2 separate regions of the Homo sapiens genome follow, and region 2 is linked to region 1. Evidence: read pairs that join two places in POLR2A ChIA-PET (ENCODE). Cell type or tissue: K562. All regions are shown on one strand. Each heading gives the region's core, and the rest is flanking DNA. Links, peaks and the distances in the headings are about the cores only.

The links. Peaks named below come from ENCODE experiments on the same cell type or tissue, not always from the same donor. Only the 100,000 strongest peaks of a DNase experiment are listed, where the experiment ranks them.
Region 2: POLR2A ChIA-PET joins it to region 1 with 5 read pairs; 2 of 35 experiments call an interaction of 5 or more read pairs at or near these places.

Annotation. Positions count from the first base shown.
Region 1 is chr4:81,783,842-81,789,051 of GRCh38, forward strand. No RefSeq gene overlaps it. Among named protein-coding and RNA genes, the nearest start is that of RASGEF1B, 310 kb to the left of the region's middle. In K562, for the core only: no CTCF peak of the experiment used is centred there; DNase peaks (open chromatin) are centred at 2,420 and 2,750.
Region 2 is chr4:81,847,844-81,853,053 of GRCh38, forward strand. No RefSeq gene overlaps it. Among named protein-coding and RNA genes, the nearest start is that of RASGEF1B, 380 kb to the left of the region's middle. In K562, for the core only: no CTCF peak of the experiment used is centred there; no DNase peak of the experiment used is centred there; H3K27me3 peaks cover 713 bases.

The DNA of each region.
Region 1 (5,210 bases), core at 589-4,588:
ATCTATCACTGACTACACTGACTATAGTGTATACTGACTACAAAAGAATAATAAATGCAAATAGATTCCAGTTTAAAGTCATTTTTAAGCCATAGCAAGGGCTCTTAACTTGTATTCCTTTTCTTTTTCTTTTTTAATTTCTTTTTTCCTTTTGGGGGCAAAGTTTTGCTATTGCAATTGTAGCTGTTCTATCAGAAACAATTTTGCTGAATCTTTAAAATAACTCATCCAGCCACCATAATTCTTGTCTACCAAAGAAAAGACTGAGGCCGGGCGCAGTGGCTCACGCCTGTAATCCCAGCACTTTGGGAGGCCGAGGCGGGTGGATCACGAGGTCAGGAGATCCAGACCATCCTGGCTAACACAGTGAAACCCCATCTCTACTAAAAAATACAAAAAATTAGCTGGGCGTGGTGCCAGGCGCCCGTAGTCCCAGCTACGCGGGAGGCTGAGGCAGGAGAATGGCGTGAACCCGGGAGGCGGAGCTTGCAGTGAGCCGAGATCTATCACGCCACTGCACAGCCTGGGCAACAGAGTGAGACTCTGTCTCAAAAAAAAAAAAAAAAAAAAAAGACTGTTAGTTAAACATCAGGACTTTCAACATGAAATGAATTGCTCCAGAAAAAGAAAAGTTGACAGCGCAGATTTAAAAAACAATTGGTACTAATATTGAATTGCCCTTTTGGGTCTATGGAAGGTGTGTTTGTGTATGTGTGTGTGTGTGTGTGTGTGTGTAATCAATTACAAGGGAAGCAGAAGCATTTCATAGCAAGGAGCACAGAGGAACTTAACACCTAGCATCTGTTCAACTTAAAAGAAAACTAAACAGGCTCTATAGCTGAAAAATAAGTAAATAAATTACAGGATGCTCATCCACATACCAAAAGGCTTTACTCTATAGCTCCTTAAACAACTACCACTAAAACGGCATTGAACTAGGAGCATATTTTCCCACCAACATCATGTAAGTTGACATGTTTGTGTTATTATGTGGTCTTTATAAAGATTTTTAAATGTCAGCAGAGAATTTTAAAAGTTAGGAAAGCTTTTGTTTGTTTTCAAAAGCATTTGAAGTCCATATCTCGGAAGTAAACACTGTTAACATTCATTGTACTTGTATTCAGTGACTAAAAATGGTTATAAAAGTTCCAAACTCTTGGCACATATTTTCACATTGTCCTTTAGAAAGGTCATACCTTTCATACCACCAGTGTATCAAAATGTCCATTTCACCGAACCCTTTTATTTTACCAAAATCCTTTGATCTAATTGAGAGGTCATGATTTTCTATAAAAAGCCAGATAGTGAATATTTTTGGCTTTGTAAGCCATGAGTCTTTTTTTGAGACAGGGTCTCCCTCTGTCTCCCAGGCTGAAGTACAGTGGTAAAATTGTGGCTTACTGTAGCCTCAACCTCCCTGGCTCAAGTGATCCTCCCACCACCCAAGTAGCTGGTACAACAGGCGCATGCCACAATGCCTGGCTAAGTTTTTATTTTTATTTTTTGTAGAGATGGGGTTTCACCATGTTGCCCAGGCTAGTCTCCAACTCCTGAGCTCAAGCAATTTGCCCATCTTGGCCTCTGAAAGTGCTGGGATTACAGGCATGAGCCACTGCGCCCAACCGCCATCCAGTTTTTATTGCAAGTTCTCAATTCTTGCCACTGCACATTGAAAGCAGCTATAGACCACAAGTAAACAAGTGGGTATACTTATTCCAATAAACTGTGTTCTAATAAAACTTTATTTACAAAAACAGGAAGCTGGCCACATTTGGTCCATGGGCTATAGTTTGCCAAAACCTCTCAGAACTATGTGGTCTTACAATTTTAAAAATGAAGATTTTCACATTCTCAGAAATCTACAAAGAATCGTGTGTGTGTGTGCATGTGTGCGTGTGCATGTGTGTGTTCTTATTGTAAAACCTACAAACAAATTCATTCATCATAAGTGAGCAAAAAACGGAAAGGGCAACTTAGAACTGACAGTGCAGAGACTCTCTAACTTCCAAAAATTATAATCCCCATCACCACAGCTAATAGCTAAAACTCATATAGCACTTTACAGCTTATAAAGTGTGTTCTCATTTATTATCTCATTTGATCTTCCAACACCATGAGGTGGCTATGATTATCCCAACTTTACAGATGGAGAAACCAAGGCTTAGTGTATTAGCTGTGAGACTGAAGCCCAGAAATGACTTTGTTACCACAACTGCTGTTTAAAGTGTACACCAAACAGAAAAGTCAGTACTAAAAATTCTCCTGATAGTGCAAACCCAGAGAGGCAAAATTACAGACAAATCTTTCCTCTGCTTTTCAGATAAACTGTTTGTTTTCTCTTTAAGACCTGAAGATTTTGTCAGCAGAAATGGGTGGTAATTACTAAGATAAGAGATTGATCTTGTATTCTAGTCTGCTAATGTTTGTTTTGTGCCAGAATTGTCCCGGTGGCACTGAGCCAAAAAGAATGAAACAGCTATAAATGTCTAGGCAGAGGCCTGAAAAATAAATTACAAGAAAGAAAATATATAATTAGGAATCTTGTGAACTAAATTTGAAGATATTCACAAGCTCTGTGAGTTTTTGCAGTAGTGAAGAGAGATTCAGACACCAAATAGCAAAGGAGAATTGCACTTTTTTTCCTTCAGAGAAAGACACCAGGAAGAGTGCTGAAGCATATTGAAAGGAAGAGGTTGGTAATTTTTCCTTAACTATAGAGGCAACGTCATCCTGTGACCACAAAGAACATTCTGCTGACCTTGACCATTTTTCCTGTCATCTATGTGCTGAGCTCTATGCATAGCCCTCAGGCAGACACAAAGCAAAGTCAGGCATAGCTCTGGAACTCCAGCGCATGTTCTCTGAGACTTACGTAAAGGACTCTTCCATTCACATTAGTTAAGAGCCAGGCTGGTTAATGGCCACATATTGCCCACTTACTCCCTGTTGTTCTTCAGCACTTGAGGCAGAGCTTTAGCAAGGCCCTCACAAATCTTTCTTCCCACATTTTCCAGTTTCCAAATACAGCTTTCTATACTACAGCTACAGGGATATCTTGATGTTGTCTCCTCTTTGAATGCACTAGGCAAGTGAGGTTGCATTGGAAACAGCTGGCTGCTGTGAGGCGTTGGTGCTAGCTCAGATGCATGCAGATGGCTGGGTTTTCCAAGTGCCTGCATGTTATGGGCAGTTTGCAAAGTTAGCACTGTGTTTTGGAAAAAGAACAAGCCCAGAGACAGCCAAGCCCATGTACTAGGACACAGTAGTGAGCTGCTAAAATTTTCTTTGGAAACACATCCCTGAAAATGTTCACAGAATCCTGCTAACCTCCGCAATTTGTGGTCCAGTAATGAGTTGATCCACAAAATGGGTAGAGCTGAATTGGAAGAAGAAGGGCAAGTTGTAAGAAAGTTGGCAATCAATTCCAAGGTGGTAAGCAGCAATTCCTGGAGTGGGTTGTAGTTCCAGTCCCTGCCATTATGTTACCTCAGCAAGTAAGTTCAGCTCTCTGAACTGCCTCTTCTCCATTATAAATATGGGAAAGACAATGTATTCTATGATGTTTGTGCAAAGATGAAAGAAGAATGAGTTTTCTAAACTGTGAAATGCTATCCAAATGTCAGGAACTGTTACATAGTTATAGATCTTGCTCTACTATGAATCACTAGGGATGTCATAAATTATTCTTGTGCAAGTTTATCAATACCACCTCAGAGACATATTGAACATCAACTGGCACTTCAATAGCATCAGTGTAAACACCTGGCCCACAGCCAGTCACCATACCATGGAATTAAGAGGGAAAAGAGAGTTTGTCTCTGGTTTCAGGGTGTTTCCTTGTACTCAAAAGAAGAGCTGAAATTTCAAGATTTGATGAAAAATACAAAATAGAATCAATCACCCTGCACAAGTTTCTATATCCTTCACATAAAGTATTTTATTACCGCCATTGTACAGTTACCTTACTGGGCCTAGAATAACTGATGCTAGATTAAGGAAACTATTTGTGTGGGAAGTAAACTAAAAATATAGTACTTTTCCTCTTAACTGCAATTATACCCTGTATTATACATAGAGTATCCTGTCTGAGGTTGGAATGATTAATTTTATATGTTAATTTGGATACGTCTATCTATCTATTTATATATATGTGTGTGTGTGTGTGTGTGTGTGTGTGTGTGTGTGTGGTGTGTTTTGGAAAAAGAAATATTTAACATTATATATAAAGAGAGATTTCATTTCACATATGTAGACACGCACACACATATATATACCTCCTATTTGTGTGTATCTGTGTGTATATATATGTATATATACATATGTATGTATATATGTATGTATACATATGTATGTATATATGTATATATATGTATATGTATATATGTATATATGTATATATACATATGTATATGTATATATGTATATATACATATGTATATGTATATATGTATATATACATATGTATATGTATATATGTATATATACATATGTATATGTATATATGTGTATATATATGTATATGTATATATGTATATATATGTATATATACATATGTATATGTATATATGTATATATACACACACACACATAGACACACATATATATATACCTCCTATTGGTCTGTTTCTCTGGAGAACCCTGACAAATAGAGAGGTTGAGTTCCATTATTTAAAGGAAAATATAAAGAAGGAGAAAATGAAAAAAAAAAAAAGAGGCACCTTTAAGATAGCTCCCCTTAAAATTTTATTTAAATGGTAGAGACTGTATTATTTCCTTTAAAATACTGTGTCTTAAGTGTACAAGTTTATAAATAATTTAAAAGGTGCTTTATTTAAGCAAGCACTTAATAAATTAGAACAAAAGCTGTGATAAGAAGTAGATTACATGGGACACATTTTAGTAAGTATTAGATTGTAAATTTGTGGCAGACAAGGTTCCTTGTACCATATTTAGTTCAATCTCTGATCTGTCAGACTGAACCACACGAAATTGCTGATATTTGAATGTGTCTGACTTATTTTAAAGGAGCATTTTCATTTGGTTCAATCTAATAGGAATATATTACATTTTTTTATGTAATAGTCAAGAAAGAGCATTTTTAGATTACTTCCCACACAAATAGTTTCCTTGATCTAGCATCAGTTATTCTAGGTCCAGTAAGGTAACTGTAAGATGGCGGTAATAAGTTACTTCATGTGAAGGGTATACAA
Region 2 (5,210 bases), core at 810-4,809, 64 kb after region 1:
TACTGTTCTACTAGGTACAATAATATTATTATTTTAGTTTAAGAGATATTAAAGACAAAGTCTCTTGACTCTTTTACCTTCCTTTATTTAACTTCCTTTTTCAGAGTTTTAAATGGTGCATGCCATGTGCATTAATCTTATCTTACATAGCAGAGTGAAATTTATCTTTAATGTTTAAGATAAATATTAAACTTATTTAATATTTAATATAATTTACTATTTGAATGTCTACTATATACAAAGTACAGTGAAAAGTGAGGAAGGGGAGGGCAGAAGAATCCACAATGAGTAAGCAAATGAATCAAATGTGGTTTTTTCCCTCCTTGAAGAGTTTATAATTTGGTAGAAGAGATAAAAATGTACACTAATTACTGTAATCACTGGAATGTAACAAAGAAGTAAAAAGTGCTATGGAAGTTCAGAGAGAAGATAATTTTGTTGGTTTTGTATTTGGTTAGGGTGGAAGAAGTGAAGGGTTGTTAAAATTTCCCTTCTTAACCTACTTCACATCAGCTAGCCTTTCAACACTAGATTGGAGTTCGTTGGATGAAAAAGGCAGAAAAGTGATTTAAGGCAGATGTAACAGACAAGAGTAAAGGCTTAGAGGTTACAAAGGGTGGTGGTGTTTGGGTAATAACTATTATACTAACAGAGTTTAACTGGAGCACTGTAGGTACGAAACAGACAAGCAAAGTGAATGCCAGAAGGGGGAATCTGTCTAGAAACGTATCCTCTTCTTCTGTTACAACCACCAAATCAGGCAGATCTTCTTCTGTCATACCCGCCCAATCAGACATTCTAGGACAGGAACAGTGGCTTTGACCAAGCCAAAGATCATCGCCTTTCAATGTGTCATTAGGAAGGCTGGGGACTGCCCCCCTGGGTTCCAGGCCATCTGGGCCGCCGTGAGGCTCCTGCCCACTACAGATGCATTTGCTTTTCCATTGAGCTATTGCCAAAGTCCCAGAGGGATTCTCATTCAAAGGTTTTCCAAAGAATTGCTTTTAATACACTATTACATTATAATTTAAATAGCCTCTTGTAGGGTAAATGCACATGACAGCAATAACTGAAGCATACTTTTAGAATGACCCTGTATGGCAGATGCACCTGAATCTGTATTCCAAGCTAGGGAATTAGGGAGTGGCCAACCTGGACATTAGTTCCCTGTCTATGAGAAACACAGGAGCCCCCAAGCCCCATTCTGTGGAACACAGACCATAACAGAGAATTGAGGCCTTGAGTTTTCAGCTTGATGAAGGTTAAAGGGGGAGATCGTTAGCGGGAGTGTTCTGTGAAAATGCTGTATGAACTGCATGCTGTTTGCAAGCACTGTGGTTTTCCTACCCAGCCCGCCACCACTGGGTCAAGTGGATATGTTGTCTGGTCCACCACCACTGGACTATTTCTGTATGTAAGGTGGGGTTCTCCTATCTAGCCGCCACCACTGAACTCTCTCCCCTGTATGTAATCCCCTCATAAAACCCCATGTCTCATTTGCTGGTTCTAGGTCTCTTCTTCAGCCTCTTGAACCTGATGCCTTTCCTGTTGAGGTTAATAGTTGTTTAACACAACATCTCTCCAGGAAAAAAAAAAAAAAAATTAAACTTTTTCATCAGCCAAATTTCAAATTTCTACAAAGTATCTTTTAGTATTTGCTATCATAATTTTCTCATAGAATATTTTGATTATCTATTTTTCTAAATGTACTCTTTTGTAAAGATCTCCGTAATTTAACTGAACAAAAGCTGTTTAATTCACTGTGAATGGATATTCTTTTTATTCAGTGCCCTCCTTTTAATTTTACATTTCTACCAACTTCAGCCCAAATCCACTGACTTGGAAAACCATGTTCCACCTTTTATTTACAAGGCAGTGGGGAGGAGGGAGTCAAACTCTCTTCCCTTCCTGATAATTAGTGGTCTAATTAGCAACCAATCAGTGTTCTGTGTTTTTCCTAAATATCTGACCATTTTTTAAGTCACAGCCATATTTATTATATGAAGAGGTCATGTTTGTATAATTTTAGGCTTTGGTACATTCACAATTGCATAAGTATACCCCGAAACGAACCTTTTCCATCCTAAACTTCTGAACACAAACCACCCAGTGACCATTTCAGACCATTGCATAGTGATGCTGCCAGCTGGCTAACAGTTCAGTTCCAGCAGTGACACCTTCTTTGCCTGTGTCACAGTATCTTTTGTGGGCAATTTTTTGGCTATTTTATTTTGTCCTTTTTTTGTAAAGCCAAAATGAGACAAAAATAAATTCATATGCTAAAATTAATGATAATAAATGAAGATCTCATCAAAATCATACAAGAGAGACAAAGAAGCAAATTCTTAGCTCTCCCAAAAGTGGAAACTCCTAACTTTCAATCAAGACATGATGGAACTTAAACTTGTCAATCATGTATTTAATGGGAAAGAAAAAAATTAAAGAATGTATATGAAATGAGACAAATATATCAATGAATAGGATATCTAAAAGGAGTAATTAGGATTTTAGAATACATTTTTAGCTCTCTAGCACTAGCTATCCATCCCACCCCATGGCACCTTGAAATTTTCAAGTCCATTGATCATCTTTTATGCATTCATCTTTCATGCACATTTTCAAGAATGCGTTATGCCTGGAAATTGGCAAACACGCTAATTCAGAGATAATCTTATTTCAACATGGCAGTATAGGCAGATATTCAAATAAGGACATTATTTATAAGAAAACATATAAAGCTCATGGCTAGTTACCAGAAAACAAAAGCTATCATTATTTGAAATTTAGAGCAGATTCATTAATCTCTGCGAAAGAAAACAGAATTTCATAACTGGAGGAAAAATAAGACATATGAATCATGCCTCCATATAATGCAGTTCTATAAAAACCTGAAATAAGCAAGAAAAAAACGAGGACCTAGAGAAAGAAAGTCAAATGTGAGTGAATGATTAAATACATATGCACTCAAGAGGGACACTAATCTATTCAAAACATGAAGCAGGTAGCAGAAAGATTGGACCAGGTTTGGTCTGATGACAGAGTTGTTCAGCTTCCAGCATTCCATGCCAACATTACAGAATTTGCTCTCCTGTTGGAAATCTCCCTCATTTTTCACCAAGGAAGAATCAAGGGCTTTTAATTAATTGTGCAAGTGAAGGGAATAACCTGTTGCTGTTCAAATTCTCTGACTTTACAGACAGGTTCACCATTGGGACTAAGAAACCTATGAGATGATAAATTGGTCATTAATTTTATGTTTTCACATCCAGTTATTCCTACCAGACTCTTTACTCCTAGTACTTAGGAAGAAGTTTCCAAACCCCATCATCAGAAATGTGTGGAACCTTCTAAACTGCCCCCAAAATAGAGAGTTCAACTTCTTAAACTTAACTGAAAACACAGAAAGACTCTACCAATTCTCTGGCTCACGCCTGTAATCCCAGCACTTTGGGAGGCCAAGGCGGGTGGATCACTTGAGGTCAGGAGCTCAAGACCAGCTTGGCCAACATGGTGAAACCTTGTCTCTACTAAAACTATGAAAATTAGCTGAGAGTGGTGGCACACACCTGTAATCCCAGCTACTTGGGAGGCTAAAAGAAGAAAATCAATCGAACCTGGGAGGCGGAGGTTCCAGTGAGCCAAGATCATGCCATTACACTCTAGCCTGGACAACAAGAGTAAAACCCTGTCAAAAAAAGAAAAAGAAAGAAAGAAAGAAAGAGAGAGAGAAAAAGAAAGAAAGAAAGAAAGAAAGAAAGAAAGAAAGAAAGAGAAAGAAAGAAAGAAAGAAAGAAAGAAAGAACAAATGAACGAACTGATATTTTCACTTGGAAAGTATTACAGAAGAGTACTTTGGCTGAATTCAAATGTAATTCCAGATTTTTTTTTTTTTTGTTTTTTTTTTTGAGACTGAGTCTCGGTCTGTTGCCCAGGCTGGAGTGCAGTGGCGTGATCTTGGCTCACTGCAACTTCCATCTCCCAGGTTCAAGCAACTCTTCTGCCTCAGCCTCCTGAGTAGCTGGGATTACAGGTGTGTGCCACCACACCCAGCTAATTTTTGTATTTTAGTAGAGATGGGGTTTCACCATGTTGGTCAGGCTGGTCTCAAACTCCTGCCCTCGTGATCTGCCCACCTTGGCCTCCCAAAGTGCTGGGATTACAGGTGTGAGCTACCACACCTGGCCTAATTAGAGAAATTTGTAAAGAAAATGTTAACTTTCAATTGTACCTATTTATAGAGAAATTAATTATGAAAATAAATAAGAACAAGATGGGTAAAAACAGGACTTTATACCTTCTCCAAAAGATGTACCTTAGCCTTGGAATTGGGATTATTTTCAGCTCCCAATGCCAGACTCTGAGCCAGTTTTTTCTTAGGGGTTGGCTAGGAAAGGCTTCTTAGGTGCCAAGTTTCTTGGGCCAAATATCAGCATGAGAACATCCCTATGTGTTGGTAATCTCTAGCTAATTTACCAGCAGCCAGAGACTCCATGTTCAGTCAAAATGGCTCATGTCTGTTCCCAACCAACAGAGAGCCATAAACTTACTATCTTCTCTATCTACAGGCAGGTCTTCAATATAAAGTTCTACATGAGTAACCATGACCCACATCTGCAGAAAGTCGACTGGTCCCTAGTTCAAAAAAAGGTTTGGGTTTATTCCACACTTCAGCATATGTCTGTCTGACTGCACAGTGGGACAGAAATCTTGCCAAATAACCTGGCACTCTTCACTCTGGCTTTCAGAAGACCAAAAACCATACAGCCATGGTAACTAAACTGCCAAGACAATAAATTGATAAATCTCCCAATTTCTTAACTCAGGATGAAAGTGGACTTGGATAATTTCTCAATCTTCAGTAATTCAGTATCACATGTTTGTTTACAAATATATAGAGGGAAAGGAGTGAAAAACTTTAAAATCTCACAGGTGATGGTGTAGAAACTACCCACCCATAGGCTATATGACAGTTGTTCTTAAGGTAGTTTAAATATATCATAGTGATAAAGAGTGTTTTTATTTTGTTTAAATCCAGAGCTAACCACCAAAATTTCAGTTTCTCTCTCAATTTCTCCCTCTCACTTTTCATATATTTGTACACAGTGCCTAGAACAATACTCAATAAATATTAATATGTATTAAATGAACAAAAAACCAAATGTTAATCTCTAGAAAGAGCTCAAGGCTCTCTCCCCCATTCTCCTACACCC